Regions from separate parts of the Homo sapiens genome. Here region 2 is linked to region 1. A link is a loop called in an ENCODE intact Hi-C map of the cell type or tissue named here. Cell type or tissue: heart left ventricle. All regions are shown on one strand. Each heading gives the region's core, and the rest is flanking DNA. Links, peaks and the distances in the headings are about the cores only.

What was found. Peaks named below come from ENCODE experiments on the same cell type or tissue, not always from the same donor. Only the 100,000 strongest peaks of a DNase experiment are listed, where the experiment ranks them.
Region 2: a loop joins it to region 1, with 6 times the contacts of the local background. A loop is called at or near these places in 21 of 110 quality-filtered maps.

Annotation. Positions count from the first base shown.
Region 1 is chr1:181,163,672-181,169,056 of GRCh38, reverse strand. No RefSeq gene overlaps it. Among named protein-coding and RNA genes, the nearest start is that of LINC01732, 8.1 kb to the left of the region's middle. RefSeq lists silencers at 2,196-2,265, 2,276-2,325. In heart left ventricle, for the core only: CTCF peaks have their summits at 2,084 and 2,284 (motif pointing right); no DNase peak of the experiment used is centred there.
Region 2 is chr1:180,621,498-180,626,882 of GRCh38, reverse strand. No RefSeq gene overlaps it. Among named protein-coding and RNA genes, the nearest start is that of XPR1, 7.8 kb to the left of the region's middle. In heart left ventricle, for the core only: a CTCF peak has its summit at 2,760; no DNase peak of the experiment used is centred there.

The DNA.
Region 1 (5,385 bases), core at 263-5,262:
AGAGGCTGCTGAGTGGAGAATTAAGGCCTGCATTTATAAACAGGGTGACCAGAAGACATACCTTAAGGACACCTTGAAATTCAGCCTTGATGCCTGGGATAGGACTGTGACTTGCTAGGACATGCAGTCAGACAGATGAACCAAGGGGGACACCAATTAGAGATGAGAGGACCCTGAGACCAGTCTGCAACTTGGAGCAACTGCAAGAAGATGCTCCTTCCAGAGTACAGAGGGGAAAACTGCTGCTCCCAAAAAAGATTCTTCCCCCTCTGTCCCTCAGCCCCATGAAATGGGACAAACTGATCCAGTACCACCTCAGATTTAGGCCTGTTAAAAGCCTGGGAGGATATTAACGACCTTCCCCATAAAACAGTGGCTTTCTCTTCTTATATTTTATCAGCTTCCATTGCTCTGCATTTAAAAGGAGGCACACAAAATTGCAATGCCATCCTCCAAGGTGTGTGGCAACAGCCAAGGTGAGTGGAACAAACGTGAACAATGTTTCTTCTGCTCTCACACCACCAACAACATCAATACAGAAGACTTTTGGCCGGGCTCAGTGGCTCAAGCTTATAATCCCAGCACTTTGGGAGGCCAAGCCAAGCAGATAGCTTGAGGCCAGGAGTTCGAGACCAACCTGGCCAACATGGTAAGAACCCCTTCTCTATTAAAAATACAAAAATGAGCCAGCTGTGGTGGTACACACCTGTAATCCCAGCAACTTGGGTGACTGAGGCATGAGAATTGCTTGAATCCAGGAGGCGGAGGTTGCACCACTGCATTCCAGCCTGGGTGACAGAGCAAGACTCTGTCTCAAAAAACAACAGACTTCTGTGACCAAATACTCGGTGGTTTTACCCCACCAACATGCAAGCAATCAATTCAGCAGCAGACGTGAGCTGCAGGGGTATCTTCCAATTCAATTCGGACACTGTCTACCTGGAGATAGCATCAGATCCCACAGGTTGAGGGCTCAGTCCCACAAGAATGCCTCCCTCTTCCTCCAGACACCAGTCACAGATCCTCAAGCTGGGCTTTCCACATTTCTTTAGGTTTGATTAATTTGCCAGAGTGGCTTACAGAACTCAGGGAAACATGTTTACCAGATTATGAAGGATATTACAAAGAATATAAACAAAGAGAGGCATAGGGCAAGGTATGGGGGAAGAAGCATGGAGCTTCCATACCTTCCCTGAGCACGCCACCCTCCAAGAACCTCCACGTGTTCGGCTATCCGGAAGTTCTCCGAACACTGTCTCTTTGGGTTTTTATGGAAGCTTCATTATGAGGCATGATTGATAAAGCCACTGGCCATTGGTGATCAACTTAAACTTCAGCTCCTCTCCCCTCCCCGGAGATTGCAAGAGCAAGGACGGAGTTTGGAAACCACCGCCCTTGACCTTTGCTGTCCAAAGCAGTAGCCACTAGTCCCATGTGGCTACCCACAATTGCAGTGAGGCTGGTCTGAACTGAGGTGTGCTATAAGTGTAAAATTCATACCAGATTTCAAAAACTTATCAAGAAAAGAATATACAATATCTGGTGAGTAATTTTTACATTGATTACATGTTGAAATGATAATATTTTAGATATATTCGGTTAAATAAATTATATCATTAAAATGAATTTAACATGTTTTTTATTTTTTAATGCGGCAACTAGAAAATTTTAAGTTACTATGTGGCTCATGTTATATTTCTGGGTTTTTTTTGTTTTTTTGTTTTTTTTGGAGATGGAGTCTCATCACCCAGACTGGAGTACAGTGGCACAATCACGGCTCACTGCAGCCTCAACCTCCCAGGCTCAAGTGATCCTCCTGCCTCAGACTCCCGAGTAGCTGGAACTACAGATGTGCACCACTACCGCTGGCTAATTTTTTTATTTTTTGTAGAGACAGGGTCTCGCTATGTTGCCCAGGCTGGTCTTAAACTGCTGGGCTCAAGCAATTCTCCTTCCTTACGCTCCCAAAGTGCTGGGATTACAGGCATGAGCCACCATGCCTGGCCTCAGCCCTGTGTGATATTTCTATGGGACAGTGGTGCTTAAATGATCAACTTCAATGGGAGAATGTGTGTACCTCTACATACAGAGGTAGATATATAGTTTCTGATTATATAAATAAATATAATATATTTGGCTTTGAAAGACCAAATAAACAGGACTTGAACTTTTTTTTCCATGAATGGTAGGAAAGTTATGACTATGAGAACCTTAATGTTTGCTATGAACGGCTTGGGGTGGCTTTACTCACTGTTCCAGACTACAGAGTTGATGCCTGGGTTGACCACTAGAGAGCAGTGGCGTATATAAAATGTGAGCGTTCACACAGCCATTAACTGTGAAGACACTCCGCCCAGCCCACATGCAGAGCCACTACAGGGTCGGCACTAGGTAATGATTAAAACCCATGCTCTTTCCCTCCCTTTTAAGTGCCATATGCCTGGGGAAGAAGAAAAGACTACAGAAAACTGGGTAGAACTAGAGCTGACCCTTAAACTGTGAGGCTCAGACAGCAGCAAAGCAGGAAGGCCATTCTGCGTGAAAAACATCAGATGTTCAAAGGCAAGTGTTCAAAGACCCAGGCGCGGAGTCACGTTTACCTTCCTGGCTCCGAGGCTATCAAAATGCGGGGCCTGAAGCAAGCCACTGGGCCTTGCTTCTGTAAGATGAGGTAGAGCTAGGTGAGCTTTAACATGTCCTCCAACGTCAGCATTGCAGCCATTCCAGAGTGAACCCCGCGGGCCTGCTGTTCCAATAGGTTTAATGGGGGACACAAACACCTTCCAGGCACAATGGTACTGTAAATCCATGCTTTAAGTGCCCCCCACCACTCCAAACACCTAGCAATAATACATAAGATATAAAAATTTTAAAAATGAAAGTCCAAGCCTTGCTCCGGAAGATCAGCATCTTGGCCGGGCGCAGTGGCTCACGCATGTAATCCCATCCCTTTGGGAGGCTGCTGCAGGTGGATCACCTAAGGTCAGGAGTTCGAGACCAGCCTAGGCAATATGGTGAAACCCTGTCTCTACTAAAAATATAAAAATTAGCTGGGCGTGGTGGCAAGTTCATGTACTGCCAGCTGCTCAGGAGGCTGAGGCATGAGAATCGCTTGAGCCCAGGAGGTTGCGGTGAGCCGAGATCACGCCATTGCATTCCAGGAAAAAAAAAAAAAAAAAAGATCAGCATCTCCAAGGATCAGAGAAACACAGAAATACAATTCTACAGCAGAAATGGTGCTATAGGTTCTCCAGGTCACCACTCAGGCAGAGGTGGCCAGGAGCTTTTCTCTTCTCTTGTGGTAAAAGGGGAACTATACATGGCCAGGGGTTCCCAGTCCAGAAACTGGGTGGGGCTTTCACACCCAAGAACCAGGAATATAAAATGCTGGGGCTGAGACTTATACAAAGCTTCTTATCCCAGTTGAAGAGGAACCTTGCCAAAGAGGTCCCCTGGCTCAGTGTTGGGATCAGCAACGTCCCCAAATCATGGCAGTATGGATACCTGAGCTGACAATTGAAAATCTGGTTCTGAATTGGGGGCTGCGAGGACCAAAAAGAAGCTACTGCAAAACCACTAGGTTGAAAGGGAATGAGCATAGAGAGAGACTAAAATTACTAATAATAACTCCCACAAGAGAAAGACTAAAAAGGCAGTCAAAAAATGTAATCTAAAAATGTAATGGTAGGAATTGAATTCACTTCAGAAGAAGTGAAAATGGTAGGGCAATGTGACACTGACTTTTTAAGGAATTGATTATTTATTTAGCAAATATTCTAAGCACCTACCATGTCCTAGACACTGTTTTAGGTGCTCAAGATACAATAATCAACAAAACAAGACTGCTGATATGGTTTGGTTCTGTGTCCCCACCCAAATCTCATCTTGAATTATAATCCTTTATAATCCCCACATGTCAAGGGAGGGACCAGGTGAGAGGTGCTTGGATCATGGGGGTGATTTTCCCATGCTGTTCTCATGATCGTGAGTGAGTTCTCACAAGATCTGATGGTTTTATAAGGCAGTTTTTCCTGCTCTTGCATGCTCTCTCTTCCCTGCCACCATGTAAGATGTGCCTCCTCCCCTTCCACCATGATTGTAAGTTTCCTGAGCCCTCCCCATCCATGCAGAACTGTGAGTCAATTGAACCTCTTTTCTTTATAAATCACCCAGTCTCAGGCAGTTCTTTATACCAGTGTGAAAACAGACTAATACAACTACCTTCTTGAAACTTACATTCTATGGAAGAGACAGAAAATTTTTTAAATTATGTAATATGTCAACTATTAAAAAGTGCTTGAAGAAATGTTTAGGATCCTCAAAGATATAAAGGAATGACTAACAACCATTTATAAAAACATAAACTATGAAACAATAAATAGGCAAACTAAAACAAAAGCAAGTTATAAAAGAGAACCAATTGAAATGAAAAATATAGGTATTAAAATACATAAACTCAGGCCAGCCACAGTGGCTCACTCCTATAATTCTAACATTTTGGGAAGCTGAGACAGGAGGATAGCTTGAGCCCAGGAGTTTGAGACCAGCCTGGGCAACATAGCAAGACCCCGTCTCTACAAATCATTTCAAAATTAGCCAGGCATAGTGGCGTGCACCTGTGGTCCCAGCTACTTGGGAGGCTGAGGTGGGAGAATTGCTTGAGCCTGGGCAATCAAGGCTGCAGTGAGCCATGATCACACCATTGCACTCCAGTCTGGGCAACAGAGTGATACTCAGTCTCAAAAAAAAAATACATAAACTCATAAGTATTGGATAAACTCTATGTTGTCATGGTAGAAGAGAGATCCACTAATTAGGAGGCAGTACTGTAGAAATCACCCATAATGCAACACAAAGAGGGAAAATGTATTTTTTTAAATATGAAAGGGCAGCTAAGAGATACAGAAGATACACTGACGGGCATCAACATACAGCTAATAGGAATTCCAGAAGAAAATAATAAAAGGAATGAGAGAGAAGTGATGTTCAAAGAGATAATATCTGAAGTTTTCCAGTATTAAAGTTAGAATTCACTAGATATGGATACATAGAAACTTGTATTTTCACTGTGATATAGCTAAGTGTCTATATATTACAGTGAAACTGTGAGACATCTCAGGATAAAGAAAAAAAATCTCATTGGGGGAAAAAAAAGATTATCTACAAAAAAAAAGAACACTGATGGGAGGAACATCATCAGAAACAGATGCCAGAAAACATGGGAGGAACTCACAAAGTGCCAAGAGAAAGTTACTATCAATATAGAATTTTATACCTAGCTAAACTGTTACTCATTCAAGAGTGAGAGGAAAATATATATACTTTTCTATAATAATTAAAAGAAATTATAGCCCATGTTCCAGGTAAAAAATTTATGTGGAATGA
Region 2 (5,385 bases), core at 218-5,217, 540 kb after region 1:
AGTTGGAACACTTTATATTTATCACACATAATGGTAAGTTCTGGAAGAGTTATACTTACCACAAAGTAACTGTTCTAAAACTTAGAATTATATGTGATAAATATAAAGTCAAATTGTTGCTTGAAAAAACAAGATTGGGGATCATGCTGAAAGGTGAAGAACTGATCTGCAGAGAGATAAAATCTTAGGCAATATCTCCCATTGAATCTGAATAAGCTAAGGTGTCTCAAGAGTAAATATCACATTTTCAGTTCAGCTCAGACTCAGAATTACACGGGACCCAGCTCGGTTTTAAAATACAATAGACTTATCAACCCAATATCTGTTTGAGTCCCTGCGTTCAGTTCTTTTGGGCATACATCCAGCAGTGGAATTGTCAGATCATATGGGAATTCTATGTTTAACCTTTTGAGGAAATGAAGGTTTTTGAGTGACATCTTTAATCAGATAAATCATACACTTTTTTTTTGCTAAGTGGAAAATATTCTTCAGGGGAGAGAAGGAAGAAGCAAGGTATATTAGGTTTCCTAGGGCTACCATAACAAATTACCCCAAACTGGGTGCTTAAAACAGCAGAAATGTATTCTCTCGCAGTTCTGGAGGCCAGAAGTCTAAAAATCAAGGTTTCGGCAGGCTTGTGCTTTCTCACAGACTGTAGCAAAGAATGCGTTCCACAACTTTCTCTTAGCTTCTATTGTCACTGGCAATCTGTGGCATTCTTTGGCTTATAGATACGTAACTCCAGTCTCTGCCTCCATCATCACATGCTGTTCTCCCACCATGTGTCTCAGCATCTTCATGTGGTGTTCTCACTCCTCGTGTCTGTTTTCTCTTCTTATAAAGACATCAGTCTTATTGGAGTAGAACTCACCTTAATCCAGTATGACTTCATCTTAACTTGATTACATTGGCAAAGACCTTTTTTCCAAATAAGATTACATTCAGAGGTACCAAGGATGAAGATTTCTATTTATCTTTTTGGGGAAACACGGTCCACCCACAACACGGGGAGTGTAATGGCACTACTGAAATAATCCAAGGAAGAGATGATGGTGGTTTTGATCAGAGGGTAAGCAACAGAGGTGAAAAGAAACAGTTGGAAATTCAATGTATTTTGAAGGTAGATTGAACTGGATTTGTTGGCAGATTAGATGTGGGATGTGACAAAAAGAGAGGCATCAAGGATGACTCCAAGATCTTTTGTCTGAGTGACCAGAACAATAAGGTTGGGAATATTGCAGAAGAAGCAGGTTTGGAGTGGAGGGAGGAACTCGAGAATTCAGTTTCAGGTATGTTATGTTGAGGATGCAGGTCAAACATGCAGGTGGAAATGTCCAATAGGCAACTTGGCGTCTGGAGGTCAGCAGAGAAGCCCTGGATAGAAATATAAATATATGAGTCAACAGAATAAGGTTAGTATTTAAAGCCACGAAACTCCATGAGATCACCCAGAGAGTGAGTGTAGACAGAAAAGAGAATGACTGGGCATGATGGCTCACACCTGTAATCCCAGCACTTTGGGAGGCCAAGGTGAAAGGATTGTTTGATGCCAGGAGTTCACGAAAAGAGAAGAGGTTGTAAGACAGATCCCTGGGCAATGCTTAAAGGTTGGGAAGATGAGGAGAAATTCACAAAGGAGACTGGAGGAGATGAAATCCATGCAGTGAAATTCATCATTATTTCAAGAAACATTTCCATAAAAGGGAGCAGAGTAATAAAGTGATATATAGATTAGAATCAAATAAAAGAGGGTGCTTTTCAAATCGGAGAAATAACATCGGGTATATATTCTGATGGGAATGATTCAGTGAAGAAAGAAAAAAATGATTATACAGGAAAGAAAGGGGATATACATTTTCTCTATGTAAAACCAGATACAGAATACACATGGGTTAGAACAGGGAGACAACATCAGGAATGATGTTCAGAATGGCTATCTCTGGGTTAGAGATTTCAAGTGATTTTTACTCCTTGCACTTTTTTATGTTGCTTTTAATTTTTACAAGATACCTTTATCAAATCTACAAAAACAATAAGGGTTCTATTTAATAACCCAGTGGTATCCAATAAGTGTCACAAAGTGTCTGTGCAGCATTTGATACTGCAAGTCACAGAGACGAAACCAGTAGACTAAGAGATGCGGAAAATCCAGGCCAGGCCCGGTGGCTCACACCTGTAATCTCCACGCTTTGGGAGGCCAAGGTGGATGGATCGCTTGAGGTCCGGAGTTTGAGACCAGCCTGGCCAACATTGCGAAACCCTGTCTCTACTAAAAATACAAAAATTAGCCAGCCATGGTGGTATGCACCTATAATCCCAGCTATTCAGGAGGCTGAGGCACGAGAATCGCTTGAACCCGGAGGCAGAGGTTGCACTGAGCCGGGATCACACCACTGCACTCCAGCCTGGGTGACAGAGCAAGACTTCGTCTCAAAAAAAAAAAAAAAAAGAAAGAAAGAAACAAGAAAATCCAGGGAGGGAAGCCCAAGCAAGTGCCCAGAGAAGGCAAACTAGTCCAGACAGAGGGAGGGATTGGCCCTTAAAAGGAGGAGAGACCCGACATCACTTCTGACCTGGGAGTGGGGATGATAGCAATAATTAGCGCAAATATACATGAGTTAGTGGGTGGATGGGAGGGAATTTAAGGGAGTTTACATGCAAAGTCTGTCTTTCCTCTCTCAAGGAGACAAGTTAATCCACTGGTTCTCGAGGAAATGGGAACAGAGCTGGGCAAGAGGTATGCAGGCAGCACTGAGGGCCCCTTGTGGTTGTGATTCTATTACAAATGATTGTAACTGGGATGATTTTACTAGTTATTCCAGCAATCCAGAGCAGGAATTGAGGGGAAGGATAGTTGAATTGATCCAAGATTAGGAATTGCAGAAATTGCTTCAGGACATTGAGGTAGTAATAAAAACAATAAAAACTAAGATTTATTACATTTTACATGCATTATTTAATTTAATCCTCAGCAATGGATAAGGATGAAAAGGATATTCAGATAAAATATCATAGCAAAGGACAAGGATTTTAAAAGGGTATTGTTGTTTCCATTGTACAGATGAGAAAACTGAGGCTTAGAGGGTGTAGTAGACATCTGTCAGGTTTTGCCTATCTGCATTCTTCCTAGATGGAAGGATCCCCCATCTCTCAAGTCTTGTTGGGAGGCAAGATCCAAGTTCACTGTGCCTGAAGTGAGCATATAACCCTATCCCAATTCCTTGACAAGAAGCATGTGGCCCAGATTTGGCCAAACAGATGCTTCTGTCAGGGATTTTGCCTCATGTGTAAGTACTCAATGACAGCAATAGGCAGAGAATATTCTCAGAGGCTGCAGCAGATTTAAGAGTCCAGGAGTGGCTGGGCGGGCGCAGTGATTCATTCTTGTAATCCCAGCACTTTGGGAGTCCAAGGCATGTGGATCACCTGAGGTCAGGAGTTCAAGACCAGCCTGGCCAACACGGTGAAACACCATCTCTACTACAAAAGCTGGGTGCGGTGGCGGGCACCTGTAATCCCAGCTTCTTGGGAGGGTGAGGCAGGAGAATCACTTGAACCAGCGGGGGGGCAGGAGGGGGCGGAGGTTGCAGTGAGCTGAGATCACGCCATTGCATTCCCGCCTGTGCGACAGAGTGAGACTCCATCTTAAAAAAAAAAAATAAAAGAGTCCAGCAGTGAAAATGGCAGTAGTGTCCCAAGTTGGACTACCAGAGTCAAGGTCCTAACCTGACTTCCTCTGGCATGACCTCTGTTCTGTTCTTAACTATAAAACTTTCTTGGGCTCTGCCTTTTCCTTAGAGTCATTTACCTACCTTCACATTCATACTGAGAGCTACCCAAAGCCATCCAATCAAATCTATTTCTGCTTAAATTAACTTGAGTCATATTTTCCTATTTGTAGCCAAAAACCCTGAATGGGTCTTAGGGATTAAGAATTTTACCCACAGCTCTTATCAAAAAGACATCCAATAATCAGATACACAAAATTCTTTCCTATAGATGTCAGTTAACCTCTTTCCCCAGTCACCCTGGGGCTTAGTCAATGGGCTCATGGATAATGTAGCCATAGTAACAGAGATGGAAGATATGCAGGGGCTCAAAAAATATTGCCTTCCTTCACCCAGCAGTTTGGCAACTGCTGATTGTTTAACCTGATGGTGACAGAAACCAACGTTAAGTCCCTAATATAATACCATATTCGAAGTAGAAGTAGATCAGTCAAATACATGGTGGCAGGTTAATTACATCAATTTCTTTTCATCATGGAGGCAAGGGAGAGAAGCAGTTATTTATCATCACTGGAATATGATACTCATTATAGATTAATATTTGACTTTCCTGCCAGCTATGTTTCTGCCAGCCATACTGACTGTGAACGCCTTTATTCATCACCACAGAAACAGTGTCCCATTCAGCATTGCTTCTACCAAAGAAGTGAGAGAAAGAGATGTCTATGGATTTCACTGGTCTCACCATGTGTCCCATCACCTACAAGCACATGCCCTTGCAGAATGGTAGAATAACCTACTGGAGACTCAGTTATGGTACCAACTAGTCAACAGCAGCCTGATAAATTGGGATGCTGTGCTATAGAATGAGATAATGCTCTAACCAATAGCCAATACATAGTGCTGCTTCTCCCAGTATAACGGCAGGAGTCTAGAAACGAAGAACTGGTAGTATCACCTTCCATTATTTCATATAAGGACCCAGCCACAAAGGTTTTGTACCTGTTTCTTGTGGCTCTTGGCTCTCTGCTGACTTAGAAGGCTTAATAATGAAAAAAAGACGGCTTCCACCTAGAGACTCAACAGGCAGGATCAGGAAGGGTTCAAACCCCTTAAAATGAAAGTTTGAGTTACTGCATCAGGTAAAGTAGCATGATTAGCTGAGGTGCTGGCTGAGGGTAAAAAAGGAACATGAGCTGGAAGTAGAAGAAAGTCAAAAATATCAACTATGGGCTTGGGACCAGATGCAGAAATATGGTCTGTCCTAGCTACTCCAATTTTCTTCCTTGCTTTGTTATGAATACAGTAATAAATTTCCTTTGTTTAGTTTTTCCTCTTTCTGTAGCATTTTATATTACTGTGTTGGAGGTAGTCAACTTTTTAAGTTATACCTCAGGTTATAGGATATAAAAGTGCCATTGTGAGCAAACTAGAATAGGAATGAACATCCCCTTGGAGTGAGGAATTTCTCTTGGGCCTTCCTGATTTCTCAGACAGCAGCCCACTCCTCCAGCCCTTCTAATGAATTTGTAAGCACCTCGTTCCCCGTATTTAGCCCTTTCTGCTTAAAATTGCTAGAGTGGTTTTCTGTTATCTGCATGTAAGCTCTGACCAAAAAGCAAAACAAACAAAACAATCATACACAAAATGGAAAGGC